2 separate regions of the Homo sapiens genome follow, and region 1 is linked to region 2. A link is an interaction called in ENCODE POLR2A ChIA-PET data of the cell type or tissue named here. Cell type or tissue: Panc1. All regions are shown on one strand.

Region 1 (8,000 bases), 74 kb before region 2:
ATGAGGAAAGAATTGACACCTTATAAAAGTTTGTAACATCTTGAGATTTAAATAACATTTTTTCCCAAATGACTTAAAAATAGTTTACTAAATCTTTCTATAAATTAAATGGCTGAACTCCCCCAAATCAGTATTTAATATACTTTCAAAATCTTAGTTTTAATTTATTTCATTTAGCTTATTTAAGAAAAAAAGCGGAACCTCTGCAAAATATGGATTTAGGATGTCACATTTCTAATAGAAATTGCAGAAGCTCAAATGGCCAACTCTTTGAAAGAGCTCTTGAGGACCTGCTAAGGTATTAATGATAGTTGATCACATCAAATTCAAGAGTAAAAAGTTCATTTAGACATCAGAAAACCTTCTGGTGGGAAGATACTTGAAAAGACATCAATAGCAGGTCACTGGCTGAAAAGCAGAGGAAGGTGGCATGGCATCAGGAGACCATGGCAAAAATTAAACAATATACAGTTGATTAGCAACAGAAATAGTCCACAATGGGCTACAGGAGACCTCCCAGAAACAGAGTGGAAAATCGAAGTGGGAACTTTATGGGCAGAAAGTGTGTAAACATCCAGGAATGCAGACAGTTGAGTTAAAGAGGTTGGACTTAGGTAACTAGAGCTGAACTCCAGTATTGGTAAGGGGGATTATTTGACCTCAGTTCTCAAGGTACTTTAGAATTTAGATTATTAAAAGTCAGGGGTCTAGTTTCTGATGTTTGAAGAGAAAGTCATGATAATGAAGTGGTTACACGAGTTTCAGGTTGAAACAGATGTGAAGTCAGCACTCTGGGCTTCTTAAATTCTGCCCAACAGTAAACAAAATTGATCCTATTCCTAGGGCAAAGCACATCTTTTTGTGAAAGCAGAGCAGACCCACCCCTGGGAGTTAGTTGTAAGAATATAGAGAAGGCCATTTCAAAATCTAGGGAGAATGTATGTGGCTTGCAAGGGTGCTGGAGAGGATGGCTCATCTGTGACAGCCCAGCTGGGACCTTGGGAATCACCCTGGAGGTGGTCTTCTCTCTCAGCCTATCTGATCGGCCACACCCCATATCAAGTCAATCACCAACTTTTGTCGATTGTAACTCAATAGTATCACTTACACACATCCAATTAACTTATTCCTGCTGTATTCATCCTAATTGAGGCTGACATAATCTCCCGTGTTGATTTACTACATTGACCTCCTAACTGGTTTGCCTTCTCACATCCATTGTAAGCAAAGAAATATGTCTGACCATGATCTATGTTTTTCTGGCTCTAGTCTTTTCATGCTATTTAGAAATCTAGCTTACTATTAATGTTTTCCCTGGACAGTTCTGGGAGTTTCAGGGATGTTTTACAACAGCTCAGGAATAAGTCTAGTTGGCTTCTGGTTCTGCTGCACGCAGAAGGGACCATGCCTTTCTTCTGCTCTAGCTGTCTCCTCCCAATACCACCAAGTCTTTGGGACATTACAGGGTCCTGCTGTGTATGGCTATATCTACTGGAATCCAAAGACCACCACCAGGTCACTGCTTACTCCAGTTTCCTTAACTATCTGCAGATACCCTGGAGGCCTCAAGGCATGGTTATCTATACTGAGGGGGATGTTACAACTTGTGCAAGGGTCAGAGAAAAATGCATTTAATAATGTATAATAGTGTTTTTATTCTTTTGCAGTGTTTGCAGACAAAACTTGAAGGTCCAATTCTAAGTTTCTGTCTTACCATTTATGGCCACCACTCAAAATCCCCATCCAGCACCCCAGAGAAAAAAGAAAAGAAAGCACTCAACAAAGTATACTGGCTGACCTGCTCTTTTTCTGAATATCTAGGTCAAAGTAACCACCAAGGCATGGCTGCTAGACAAAATGGAACCCACAAGCCAGTCAAGGGTGGGTGGAGAGACACCTGGACAGTGGTCATTCTCTGAGACTTTTCAGTGCCCCACTTGTTTTAATTTGTGGTGTGTGTGTGTGTGTGTGTGTGTGTGTGTGTGTGTGTGGCAGGGTGATAATTGGAGAAGAAAGTTCTGATTTTACAGTGCTGGCAAGAGAATTTGGAATAGGCACCTGGAGTCTTACTTCTTTATAAATTATTTTTTTCTTTTTTTTTTTTTTGAGATGGATTCTCACTCTGTTGCCCAGACTGGAGTGCAGTGGTGCAATCTTGGCTCACTGCAACCTCCGCCTCCCGAGGTCAAGCGATTCTTCTACCTCAGCCCCCTGGGTAGCTGGGATTACAGGCACATGCCACCATGCCTGGCTAATTTTTGTATTTTTAGTAGAGTCCGGGTTTCACCATGCTGGCCAGGCTGATCTGGAACTGCTGACCTTGTGATCTGTCCTTCTCTGCTTCCCAAAGTGCTGGGATTACAGGCGTGAGCCACCGTGCCCAACGTTATAAATTCTTTTCTTACTAGGGGTAGACAAAAGTAAAATAACCTGATCTGGTGGGGGGTGCATAGGTGGGACCTAAGAAGTGGATTCTAGGCAGCTGGGAAGTGACCTCTTACGGCTTCCCAAATCTTGCTCAGTAAGTCTGTACTTCAAAAAATAAAAAATAAAAAACACCTCAAGTATATTTCAAGCAATAAAGAAATTAAAGATACTTTTTGTTTGTTTTTAAAACTTGTGAGTAACCTGGGAGTTAAGTAGGAAGGCATCAATTACTTAGCAGACCTCAAGCCCTTAGAGACCTCAAGTTGAAAATTTAAAAACTCTGTCTTTTAACCCAGATTATCTTGGTTACTTCCGTTGGGCATATTTTAGCGTACTTCCTTTTGGTTATACTCTGTTGTTTAGTGGAGTTTCATTTGAACATTCAACCTGGTCACAGCTAAGGAATATTAAGGAAGAATGATGTATCCACACCTAGGACAGGTTGGTAAAGGAAGATCAATGACCTCACCCCTTCAAAGCTACATCCCTTAGGAGAAGACAGATCATTAGAGAAAAAAAGCAGGACAACAAGGGCCAGTTTCAGCCTCTACAGGAAGCCACTCCTTCTAGAGCATCTATTTATTTCATTAGAGAAGTTTGCAATTGAGCCTACAGATTTGAAGTTCTTTGGGAAAGAGCAGCAGAAGGGCTGGGTTCCCTGAAGGGTCTCCGAAGTACCTTATACATTCCCAGGGCTTTTCCTGGAATTAGCTGGCTGTTATTTGAGCTCAGCAAGCAGTTCCTTCAGTTGAAATCAAAGGCTGACTCAATCCAGCTCCTCGGATAGAGTAAGAGACAAAAAATGAAAAGAGATGACCCAAGAGACTACAACTACTTCCTGCCTAAGCTGTTGATTGATTGTGAGTCTTGGGAAGAGCTTGTGATTTTGTAATCGTTAGCAAAATGTTTGATAAGTAGTTTCCAGCAACTTCAGGAATAGGCTGATGTTTAGGCCCTGAGAAAAATGTCTCCTGCAACCTCAGAGATTGCAGGGAAGTTCAGTGACAGGAAACATTTTTATCTGTCTCCTAACAACCAACATCACCTAATGAAATCTGAGTTGCCTTCAATTTCTGTCTGGTGCATCCACATCCATTTGGTTCCCTGTCTCAACCTCATTCACATGCTGCCATCTACTTGCTTTCTCAGTGGGTTGAATTCTGCCTCATTACTTTACTTTGAGCACACTACCAATGAGGTTATAAAGTTTGGAGGAAAAAAAGTACATGAGCAACCCAAGTGAGTCTGCCCATACTAACTCCCCTAAAACAGAATCAATAAATCTTTTCAAAGGCCATATCATATATTTGCTTTCTTTTGAAAATATTTTTCTGTGTTTAAAGTATTTTCACACCCTCATTTTAACTATTGCCGAACTACACTCCAGAGCCATTTTTCCTCTCCTGAATCTTGACTTTTCTCTTTTTACTGCAATGTCCACATTATCACACAAATAGACTTATTACTTCCACCTTAAAAGAATATTGTGACTCCACTTCTTTTTAGTCTTTGGGCCCCTTTTTCTGTGTTCATTTACAATAATCTTTTCACTCTCTGTTGATCCAATACAATTTTCCTTTCACCTTGATTACACCAAGGTTATGAATGACCTCTGTGCTGTTAAATCCAGTGGCAATTTCTCAGCCCTCATCTTACCTGACCTATCAACAGCATTTGATACTAAGGATCACTCAGTTCTTAAACCACGTTTTTTTTTGTTTTTGTTTTTGTTTTTGTTTTTGTTTTTTTTCCTGTGGCTTTCAGGCCATAATTCATTCAAGTTTTCTTCTTCCTAATTGGTCACTCCTTTATCATTATTGCAGCTTCTTTCTCATGTCCCAGAACCCTAAATATTGGAGTGAGTCAGGACTCAGGCCTGTGTCCCTCTATATTTAAACTCACCTCCTGGGTTCATCTAGTCTCATGACTTTTAATACCGTTTATATATGTTGATGCCTAAGTCTCTCTCTTTCCAGCACCTATCTCTCCCCGATTCTTCATTTGTATATCCAGCTGCTTACTGGATATCATGAGATGTCTAATGGGCATTTCATGCTTATGTCCAAAAGCAAATTTCTGTTTTTAAGTAACCCCAATTATTTCTCCAACATCATGCCCCATGAGGAAATCCCATCTTTCCAGACACTCAGACCAAAATCCATCCAAAAATTATTTGGCTCTACTTTTCAAAATATTCCCAGAATCTGGTCTGTCTCAACACCTGTACTGCTACTACACTGCCCAAGCTGTATTTGTCTCCTCCTAACACTATTGCAATGGCCTCCTAACTTTTTAAACTTCATCCATGTTCCTTTTCTGTACAATACTGTACAATATCTTTTAAAATTAAAATATAATTCACATACCATACAATTTACCATTTTAAAATATAAAATCAGCAGTTTTTAGCATATTCACAAACTTGTGCAAAAATTGCCACTAATCCCATTTTTTTGACTCCAAAAAGAAACCCCATCCCGGTCACTTTCCACACTCCCACCACCAGCCCCTGGAAAAATACTAACTGCCACTAATCTGAATATTTTAGATGAAAGGAATCATACTACTCTGCCTTTTATGTCTTTTTTTTTTTTTTTTTTTTTTTTGAGACGGAGTTTTGTTCTTGTTGCCCAGGCTGGAGTGCAATGGCGTGATCTCAGCTCACTGCAACCTCCGTGCCCCAGGTTCAAGTGATTCTCCTGCCTCAGCCTCCCGAGTAGCTGGGATCACAGGCACGCACCAATACGTCTGGCTAATTTTTGTATTTTTGGTAGAGACAGGGTTTCACCATGTTGGCCAGGCTGGTCTCGAACTCCTGACCTCAGGTGATCCACTCACCTTGGCCTCCCAGTTATGTCTTTTTTTTACACTTACCATATTTTCAACGTTCATTCATGTTGTAGCATAAATAAGTACTTTATTCCTTCTTCTGGTTGAATACTATTCTATTGCCTAGGCATACCACATTTTGTTTATCTAAGCAGCAGTTAATGGGCATTTAGGTTGTTTTCATCTCTTGGCTATTACAAATAGTGCAGCTATAATTCACATACACATTTTTGCATAAAAATATGTTTTCAATTCTTTGGGGTATATACCTAGGAGAGGAATTTCTGGATCATATGGTAACTTTATGTTTACCTTTTTAAGGAACTATCAAACTGTTTTCTAAAGTGGCTGCACTATTTTACATTCCCACTGGCAATGTGTGAGCTTACTATAAATTCTTAACACAGTGACCAGAGCTGTGGTATCCAAAACGGTGGCCGCTAGCAACATATGGCTGTTAAACACTTGAAATGGGTATCATCCAAATAGAGATGTCTGTAAGTATAAAATAGACACTTGGTTTCCAAGACTGAGTGTGAAAAAAGAATATAAAATATCTCAGTAATTACAGTTTATATTAATTACACACTGAAAATAATATATTTTGATAGGTTAAGCAAAATATGTTAAATAAATTTTAACTGAATTTGGCTAATTCAGCACATATTAAAAGGATTATACATCATGACCAAGTAGAATTTATTCCTGGAATGCTAGGATGATTCAAAATATAAAAATCAGTATAATATACCATATTAACAGAATGAAGACAAAACAAACACACAGTCATATCAATTGATGCAGAAAAATCATTTGACAAAATTCAACATTCTTTTATAATAAAAAAAAACTCAACAAACTGGAAATAAAAGGAAATTGCCTCAACATAGTAAAAGCCATATATGAAAAACATACAGTGAACATTATATGCAATGGCAAAAGACTGAAAACTATTCCTCTAAAATCAGGAACAAGACAAGGGTGCCCACTTTCACACTTCTATTCAATATAGTACTAGAAGTTCTAGCCAGAACAATTAGGCCAAAAAAAAAAAAAAAAAGGAATCTGAGTTGTAAAGAAAGAAGTAAAATTATCTCTGTCTGCAGATACATTACCTTATAGGTAGAAAATCGTAAAGAGTTCATAAAAATAAACTTAGAACTAAAAAGTCATTTTAGCAGTGTAGAAAGATATGAAGTCAACATACAAAATGTCTTTCATTTTCACACTCTAATAATGAATAATCTGAAAAGGAAATGACAAAAACAAGTCAATTTACTATAGCACCAAAAAGAATAAAATGCTTAGGAAACAAGTTAACCAAGGACATGAAAGGCTTGTACAATGAACACTATAAAACATTACCGAAAAATATTAGAACAGAAACACATCTTAACTTTATGGATTGGAAGACTTAATATTGTTAAAATTTCAGTGCTACCCAAAGTGATCTACAAATTCAGTGCAATCCCTATCCAAATCTCAATGATTTTTTGCAGAAATGGGAAAACCCATCATAAAATTCACATAGAATCTCAGGGGACCACGAGTAGCCACAGTCTTGCGGAAAAAAATAATAAAAGAATAAAACTGTAGAACTTACACTTCCTCATTTCAAAACTTACCACAAAGCTACAGTAATCAAAACAGTGTGGTACTGGCATAAAGACAGACGTGAACTAACGGAATAGAAGAGAACCCACAAATAAACCCTTGAATTATGGTCAAATAATTTTTGACAAGGATGCCAAGGCCATTCAATGGGGAAAGGACAGTCTTTTCAACAAATGGTGCTAAGAAAATTGGATATTCAGAATAAAATTGGGTACCTTACATAACATCACATACAAAAATAAACTCAAAATGGACCACAGACGTAAGGGTAAGACCAAAAACGATAAACTTTTAGAAGAAAATATTGGGCAAAAGCCTCATGACATTGGAATTGGCAATGATTTCTTCGATATGATTCCAAATTCACTCCATAATGTGAATTTCATCCTACAAACTAAATGCATGACTCCACACATTCATGTACTACTCCAGGGATATCAGAAAACCTTCCCAACATCATTCACATAACAAGCACATTTGTAACTAAAAATTTTCATTAACCTTTTCAACAAAGATTTTTATATTCCTGTTTTTATATTCCTGTTTTTATATTTCTAGTTTTACTATGAGCTAGAACACAAAATTCAACCCAAGGAGTGCAAATCAAATTGAAAAGGGAAAAATTGTAATTCAGGAAAGGGGAATCAAGACTTGAAGAATTGACTGAATTATTAATATTTTCTCTTATTGTTCATTGACCCTAGTCAAGTTGACAATACTTACTGTGTTTATGGAGTTTTATTGTTCCTAGGGTTTCGGGAACTGAAAATGCATGTTATCTTAGAAATGATCTCACAAATACTGGCTGGATTCCCAGGCAGTGCACCAAAGCTCATTTAACTCATAATGTAAGTAATCATGAATGAGAGAAACTAATGCTGGAGAATAAATGTGTCTTTTAAATACAATACATATTTAAACATCTCTACAATCTAAAAATCCTTAAATGTAAATATAAAATACTGATAATCAAAAATTTTAAAAAATAAAATTGATGACAATGGTTGAGTATGGCTGTAGATAAGTGTGAGGGAGATTCTGTTTGGAACTTTGACCACTTCCAAGAACCCTAGGGGCTGAAGGATGCCATTTCTTTCCTGTGCCAGATTTTGCCTCAAACTCAGAGGTTT
Region 2 (8,000 bases):
GTTACTATCGAAGTGAACAGCAAATTGACAGTTTCTTCCAAGATCATCCTTTTCTTTTTTCTCACTTCTAACAAAATCTTTTCTTAGTCATGAAGGGCATGGCCTTCTTAAACAGCAACATGTTTAGCAAGAAAAATAAATTTTAGCTTGCTATTTTCCCTGCATCATTAGTTAGATCACAGCTCTAGTCCCCAAAATCCAACATAGTTTAGCTCCATTACTGACTACATGCCTTAGTAACGTGAGGTAATTCAAAAGTCAGATTTTTCTCAGAAGCAGAATTTGGGTTTTAAAAGCAATGAAATCGATAGTGCCTCCTTTCAATCAAAGGATGCTTACAACACTGGATTCTCATTCAGTTATTATTACTTAACTCAGTTTCCATTTTGCTCTCAATAGTCTCACAATTGTTATAAGAGAAAAACAACAGGGATTCTTAGAACCGTAACCAATTGACTCAATGCTGGATGTTATTTAGTAACTTTCATTTAACAAACACCCTGCACTTACCACAGTAGCTATATGTATTCTCACTGTCATTGACAATGCTTTAAATCCATTGCATTCCCAGAATAGTATTAATAACACATTTTCTACTATTTGCTACACTTATCTAATTTTCTTTCAGGTAATACAGACTGTCTTTTAGATTAATTGAATAGGCCGGTGAACTTCTTTATTATCACCAATCTGCTAAAATGAGAAAAGAAAGAAGAGAATAAAATATCTATTGTACACATCTTAATTATCAAGTGATTTCTAAACCGCTGATAGTAGACTGTTCCCAGCTTCACTCGTTTGCACTTTGGATCAGATTTGAGTCTCTTTTCTGAAGGCTTTGTTGGTTCTGCCTCTGGGTACACTATGACTCACCTTCCGTGGGAAGAGGTTTGTGCTCTGTTTAGGTGAAAACATTAAGACTCCTTAATTTCCTTAACAGAATAACAACATTACTACCTCTCTATTGAGAGCATGCAAATGTCTTTACAATGAACAATAAAACTCAAAAAAGCTGCCTTTCAGTCATTCTCCAGGGAGTTCCTATCAAAAATGGATTTCAGATTAATAATATTCAAGAGACATCATTAAAGTAATATTGATGTCAAATTCTTTTTTTTTTCTAGCAAGTTCTAATAAGCAATGCACTTGGACTACATTTGCTTAATTCCTTTCTGAACTGCTTCCATTTGCCAATACAGCAGCTGTCTCCTCCAAAGGCTGTTCTGCTGTGTTGGGTATCATCACTGTTTTAGGCACCACTGCCACTCTAGCAGATGCTACTCTCTCCTTCTGGGTATCACCAGCTCCTACTGGGTACCACACACTCTGTTGGGTACCACTGCAGATGCCACCATTGAAAAAAACTGATATTCCAAAATGATAACACCAAATGGGCATTCTGTTCTCTAGAATGCACTAGGTGCCAAAACACTTCACAGATCATCAGGAAAATGGTATTCTGATGAGTATCTCCCACTCATTTGTCAAACTTGCTCAGACATTTTTCAAATCCAGCAGAGGATTCCACATGGGTTCAAACGTGCCACACTGTTACTTTAAATGTAAGCTACTTCAATTCCTTTTTAGAAGCAGGAGAGCAATGTTATTATACACACATAAGTAAAAGCTTATATTTTTATCTACAGAAGAAATGCAGAAGAGGCTGTGCTCATAGCCAAAATAAACAGATTCTTATATGGTGTGATCTAATGGTATCAAAGTATAATTTACAGAAGCTCAAATAATTAATTCATATAGATATAAATGTTGCATATTTTTAAATGTTTAAGTTAATAAAGAGGAAACTAGTGGCCGGGCGTGGTTCCTCACGCCTGTAGTTCCAGCACTTTGGGAGGCTGAGGCAGGCGGATCGCGAGGTCAGGAGATCAAGACCATCGTGGCTAACACGGTGGGTGAAACCCCGTCTCTACTAAAAATACAAAAAATTAGCCATGCCTGGTGGCGAGTGCCTGTAGTTCCAGCTACTCGGGAGGCTGAGGCAGAAGAATGGAATGAACCTGGGAGGCGGAGTTTGCAGTGAGCCGAGATGGCACCACTGCACTCCAGCCTGGGTGACAGAGCAAGACTCCGTCTCAAAAAAAAAAAAAAAAAAAAAAACTAGTGAGATGATAAAGCTAGTTTCAAAAACATTTGAGAAACTGGATACTTACAAGCATTAAATAAAAACAAAAAAAAAAAAGAAGGAAGAAGGGAGAGAGTGAGGAAGGAAAGGAAGGAGGGAGGGAGGAAAGGCAGGTTAGAATAAGATTTCTGGGTTAAATTTTAAAAACTACTTAATGTCCTGTAGGGCAATGACAGCACAAAATTTGAGGTTATCTTTTCAACTGAATAGAAGTACACAAATTAACATATGTCTGGATGAAAACTAAATGGTGAATAACAAATTAAACATATACACCCTCCTAGAGAATTAAATAAATCATCCAGTAGTCTTGTTAAACAGCACCCAAGTGATATTGAAAGGACATGCCTTCCCCAACTTTTTACTTATTTTTAGATTTTAGATACTATTTTTTTAAGTCTCCCGTTTTGGTTGCAAATAATCTGCAAAAATATTCTTGATTAACTAAATAAGGCTAGTCTCATATTTTGGCCTGATTACTTACATATGTAGAACAAGAGGAGTTAATTACTTTTGTTAGCCTCCTTGAGTTTGCTCAGTAAATCTAGAGCTATTTGGCATTGAGCAACACTGAACCAGTGATTAGCTTCTGCCTGGAAATTTTTATAAAAACTCTTAGATTTGACTTATAAATGCTTCCAATTATTTATTCTTCTACCTAGGGATAGGAACCATAGCCCAAGAAACTTCCTCACCTGCTTTATTCATAAATGTAAGTGAATTTCTCTCCCTTCAATCTACTTAAAGTAAACTAAGGTCCCTGGTCTGCTAGGGAGTGATTTTTTTTTTTTTAATCAGCTGTGAAGCTGGAACCCTGTAAGAAAGACAGAGACCAACCTGGCTTTCCTGGGAGGATTTTGCAGGCATTAACTTCATATATCAAATCAATCCTTGTACCTTAGTGGTAGGCTTGTCATAGCTGATTAAATGAGCATTACTCTTTATACGACTGACACACCAACCATGGAGTTTGTTGCAAAATCAATTTGATGCAGGACAAGTGAGCCCCAAAGTGGGGCTTAGCCCATAACACTTCTTAGCTTTGCCCAAGAAAGAATTCAAGGGCAAGCCAGAGGCAGAAAAAAAAATAGCTCTATTGAAGTAGCAGTGTTACAGCTCCATGAGTGCTCCTGCAGAGCAAGGCTACCCCACAGGCAGAGAGCAGCAGCTCAGGGCAGTTTTGCAGTCATATTTATTCCTACTTTTAATTATATGTAGATTAAGGAGCAGCTTGTGCAGAAATTTCTAGGGAAGGGGGAGTAACTTTTGAGTCATCAAGTCATTGCCATGGAAAGAGGCAGTAACTCCCTGGTGTTGCCATGGCAATGGTAAACTGGCATGGCACACTGGTGGGTGTTGTTGGTGGAAAGCTGCTTCTACCTCTCCCTGTTTTAGCTAGTCCTGAATTTGGTCCAGTGTCTGAGCTCTGCCTCCAGAGTCAAGTCCTGTCTCCTGAGTCAAGTCTGGCCTCCTATCTCAGATTTGTCTATTTATATCTTGTTAAGTAAGAGAACAGATTTTTATTGAACCTATGCAAATAAATTTATTACCATGAAAAGTAATGAGGCCCAGTAAAAGTATTTTTTCAGAATTCTGAGGAATCAATGAGAATCAGATACCAATTAAAGTTTTGCTTTAGTTACAAAGGCACAGTCTACTAAATTGAGGATTCACAATAAATAAAGAGAAAAGCCCCCTTATATACCAATCAGAAAAAAGAGCATTAAAACAATATCCATGATATTTAAAAAAAAATCACAGGTAATTTTTCTTTATCAGTTCATTCACTTTTCCTTAAGTAATTATTATTTCTGCTAGAGTTTCAGTCAGCAATCTCTTTTAATAAAATCATTTCATTGGACTGAAAAGACTCAGTTTGCTATGGTCAGAAAGCTGTCTAAATTATTTCAGCTTTAAGCACTGAAGCTTGCACCCACATATTTTTTGTTGAAATATCAATAGTTAGGAATATCAGTTATGGTCCTTTTCGCAAGGTTCTGAGACCATCCCACTTTATTGAAGAAACAGACTGTAACTTGAAGTGTATAGCAGAGACTTCAGGCAAGCATCAGATAACTCAGAAACCGTCTGTTGATGAAACTGAAGGGCTGTCATGAATTTATTACAGTAATCAGTAACAAAATTGAAGAAAGTAAAGTGCTCAATTGGGGTGCAGTGCACAGCTATCCCATCAGGGCCTGATCAATGTTTCCCCTGAGGATAAGAACATCTCATCACAGATAGGATATAGACAGACACCAAGGCCCCCCAATTTATTCCTTAAAGTGTACAGTCTTTGGGACATTGATATTAGTAACATTTTATCTCTTTTTTATATATACTTTAAGTTTTAGGGTACCTGTGCACAACGTGCAGGTTAGTTACATATGTATACATGTGCCATGCTGGTGATTTTATCTCTAAAAAATCAACACACGGAAGGCCAATCTTCTCTTTGATTTACAAATCTCCCCATATAGCTCTTACAATAGTGTTAACTAATTTAAAAATATTGAATGTACCAAACATTGAATAGCTTCTCTCATTTCTCCTTTTTACAGGTAAAATAACAAATCCATGTGATTTTCTAGGAGTCTACTAGGAAATCTGAAAGATAATTTTAGTTTCAAAGGATATTTTAAAATTTTATTTTTCTAAATTTAGAAACTGGTCTTGGGAAGGCAAAATCAAAAATGATTGTGAGAGGATATTTGGTTACATGGTTGCAACAGAAGGATGGGTGCCTGATGATAAATGGTTGTAGCATAGCTATCTGATTAACTTGACACTATTTTGGGACAAATTTGCTCTCTTTTTTCATTGATTAGCAAAAACAAACCTCATTGCTTTGCATACACAGTTGAATGTCTTTACTATCTTTATTTCTTGAACAACCTCATCCAGTAAACATACTGTACATATATGTGTGTGTGTGTGTGTGTATGTATATATATACCTATACATACATTGTATTAGTCTGTTCTGGCACTGCTGTAAAGAACTACCTGAGACTGGATAATTTATAAAGAAAGGAGGTTTAATTGGCTCACAGTTGCACAGGCTGTACAGGAGGTATGGCTGGGGAAGCCTCAGGAAACTTACAATCATGGTAGAAGGTGAAGGGGAAATAGCACGTCTTAACATGGCCAAAGCAGGAAGAAGAGAGAGAGGTTGGAGGTGCCACATGCTTTTAAACAATCTGATCTCATGAGAACTTTATCACGAGAATGACACCAAAGGGGGAAATCCATCCCTATGATCCAATCACCTCCCACCAGGCCCCACCTACAACATTGGGGATTACAATTCAACATGAGACTTGGGCTGGGGCACAAATCCAAACTGTATCATTCATACACACATACACACATATACATACATATATTTTTTTCCTTCCTTTTTTTTATATGTGATTTTATATACACAGATGGTCACTGACTTATGATAGTACAACTTATGAATTTTCAACTCTGTGATGATGCAAAGGTGATATGCATTCAGTAGAAACCATATTTCAAATTTTGAATTTTGATCTTTTCCCAGGCTAGCGATATGCGGTAGGATACTCTCTCACTGAGCCACAGCTCCCAATCAGCCACGTGATCAAGAGGGTAGACAAACGACACCCTACAGTGTACTGTGTTGACAGATGATTTTGCCCAACCATAGGCTAATGTAAGTGTTCTGAGCATGTTGAAAATATGCCAGGCTAAGCTATGATGTTTGGTAGGTTAGGTGTGTTACAATTAGTTTGAATGTACCAAACTAATTGAATGGTGTCTCTCATTTCTCCTTTTTACAGGTGAAATCACAAGTACGTGGGATTTTCTAGGAGTCTCCATAGAAATTCTATATAGAAAGACATAAGAAAATCACAGACAAATGTCACCAGGCTTTGCTCAGCAGGTGTATAAGGAAAGCCACTGCCCTGAGTGCTTAAGAGATGACAACGGCAAGTGAAGCTCTCAGGTTAGAAATTTTGGTAAAGTGACAATTTGTGGATTCTAATTAAAATCGGATCAGTAATAGTGATGAGAAGGGAAATAACATTATTTATTACCTATTATTTAGCTACTAGCTATTTCAAGTTAGATAATTTCAACTTAATGATAGGTTTATCAGGATGTAACCCCATCATAAGTTTAGGAGCATCTGTATATATATATCCAATATTTTAATTAAATATGGATCCTGATTATCATCTCAAATTGATCCATCACATAATTAGTACAGATATAATTATAATGATATAAAAATGTTACTATTGGTATAAAAAGTTTGACAAAAATTAAAAAGGATATAAAATAATTTTATAAAGTAGAAAAAATTAAATAGGGAAAAATGTATGTTAGAATTATGTATCCTTGTGTAGGCTGGTTAATGCCCTGATATGATACTAAAAGATATGCTGCTGATAGTTTTTATTCATAAGAGATACATATAAAAAAACCCCTACCCCATGCTCAGATTTCCTGATGTCCTATTGACCATGCAAATAGTTAACCCTACCAATAGTTAATAAGTGTATACTGGATGCAAATCACTGGCCCATGGATAGAGAAGGAGCAATGTGGGGACAATGGAAAGAATGTATATTTCTATACAAATGTTGAATTCACAAGACTGAATCCTTAATTTATGTGAGTCCCAGGATGGCCATGAGGGAGATCACGTGATATTCCCTCACAGAGAGAGAGTACCCAGGAGGGGAGACATAAGAAAATCACAGACAAACGTCATTGTCCTTTGCTCAGTAGGTGTATAAGGAGAGCCACTGCTCCTAGTGCTTAGGCAATGATAATGGGAAGTGAAGCTTTTGGGCTAGAAATCTTGTTAAGGTGATAATTTGTGGATTCTGAATAAAAATTGGATCAGTAATAGTGATGAGAAGGGAAATAACATTATTTATTGCCTATTGTTTAGCAACTAGATATCCTCTGGTAGCAACTTAGGGAGGTGCATCTCCTTTACCCCTATTTCTGTAGTGACTGTGAAAGAGAGATCAACGCTGGTCACATGGGGTATGAGATCTAGTGTGCGAAGCTGACATATAATGGAAAGAAGCAAGTTACCATCCAGTTTTCCGTGTCCATTTGGGAAGGACTAAAGCATCAATACCTCAGGTAACATAAACTGCGTTTGAAGAGTGAAGGCTCAGAGGAGTTTTCTTGGCCTCTAGATAGTTGACCCATGTAATGATTGATATCTTAATAAAACCATTAATAATAGCTGATATTTATTAAACACATACTGTGTGCTAGACATGGTGCTCAGAATTTTACGTTCATTTTTTAAGTATTCACATAATCTTTTAAAGTAAGCACTTTATCGGTTGGGCGCAGTGGCTCATGCCTGTCATCCCAGCACGTTGGGAGGCCGAGGCGGGCCGGTCACGAGGTCAGGAGCTCGAGACAAGCCTGGCCAACATTAAAATGAAACCCCGTCTCTACTAAAAATATAAAAAATTAGCCAGGCATGGTGGCAGGCGCCTGTAATTCCAACTATTCTGGAGGCTCAGGGAGGAGAATTGCTTAAACCTGGGAGGCAGAGGTTGCAGTGAGCTGAGATCACACCACTGCAATCCAGCCTGGGCGACAAGAGTGAAACTCCATCTAAAAAAAAAAAGTGAGCATTTTATTACCAATTTTAGAGTATATCAAGGCTTAGGTAATTTTTCCTGGTCACATAGTTCAGTAACCAGAATGATGAAAATTAAATTCCAGATCTGTTTGACTCTAAAGTTCATGCTCTGTATGTTGCATTTATTGTGGTTCTGTTTCGAAAACTTCTGCAAATAACTCTAGTTATTATTTTTCCTCTATTTCAGATGTTCCCAGGAAGGAAAATAAGGAATTGG

The links. Peaks named below come from ENCODE experiments on the same cell type or tissue, not always from the same donor. Only the 100,000 strongest peaks of a DNase experiment are listed, where the experiment ranks them.
Region 1: POLR2A ChIA-PET joins it to region 2 with 5 read pairs; 2 of 35 experiments call an interaction of 5 or more read pairs at or near these places.

Annotation. Positions count from the first base shown.
Region 1 is chr5:58,056,410-58,064,409 of GRCh38, reverse strand. No RefSeq gene overlaps it. Among named protein-coding and RNA genes, the nearest start is that of LINC02101, 62 kb to the left of the region's middle. In Panc1, CTCF peaks have their summits at 3,375 and 3,574; no DNase peak of the experiment used is centred here; H3K27ac peaks cover 2,422 bases.
Region 2 is chr5:57,982,444-57,990,443 of GRCh38, reverse strand. No RefSeq gene overlaps it. Among named protein-coding and RNA genes, the nearest start is that of LINC02225, 87 kb to the right of the region's middle. In Panc1, no CTCF peak of the experiment used is centred here; no DNase peak of the experiment used is centred here; H3K27ac peaks cover 2,220 bases.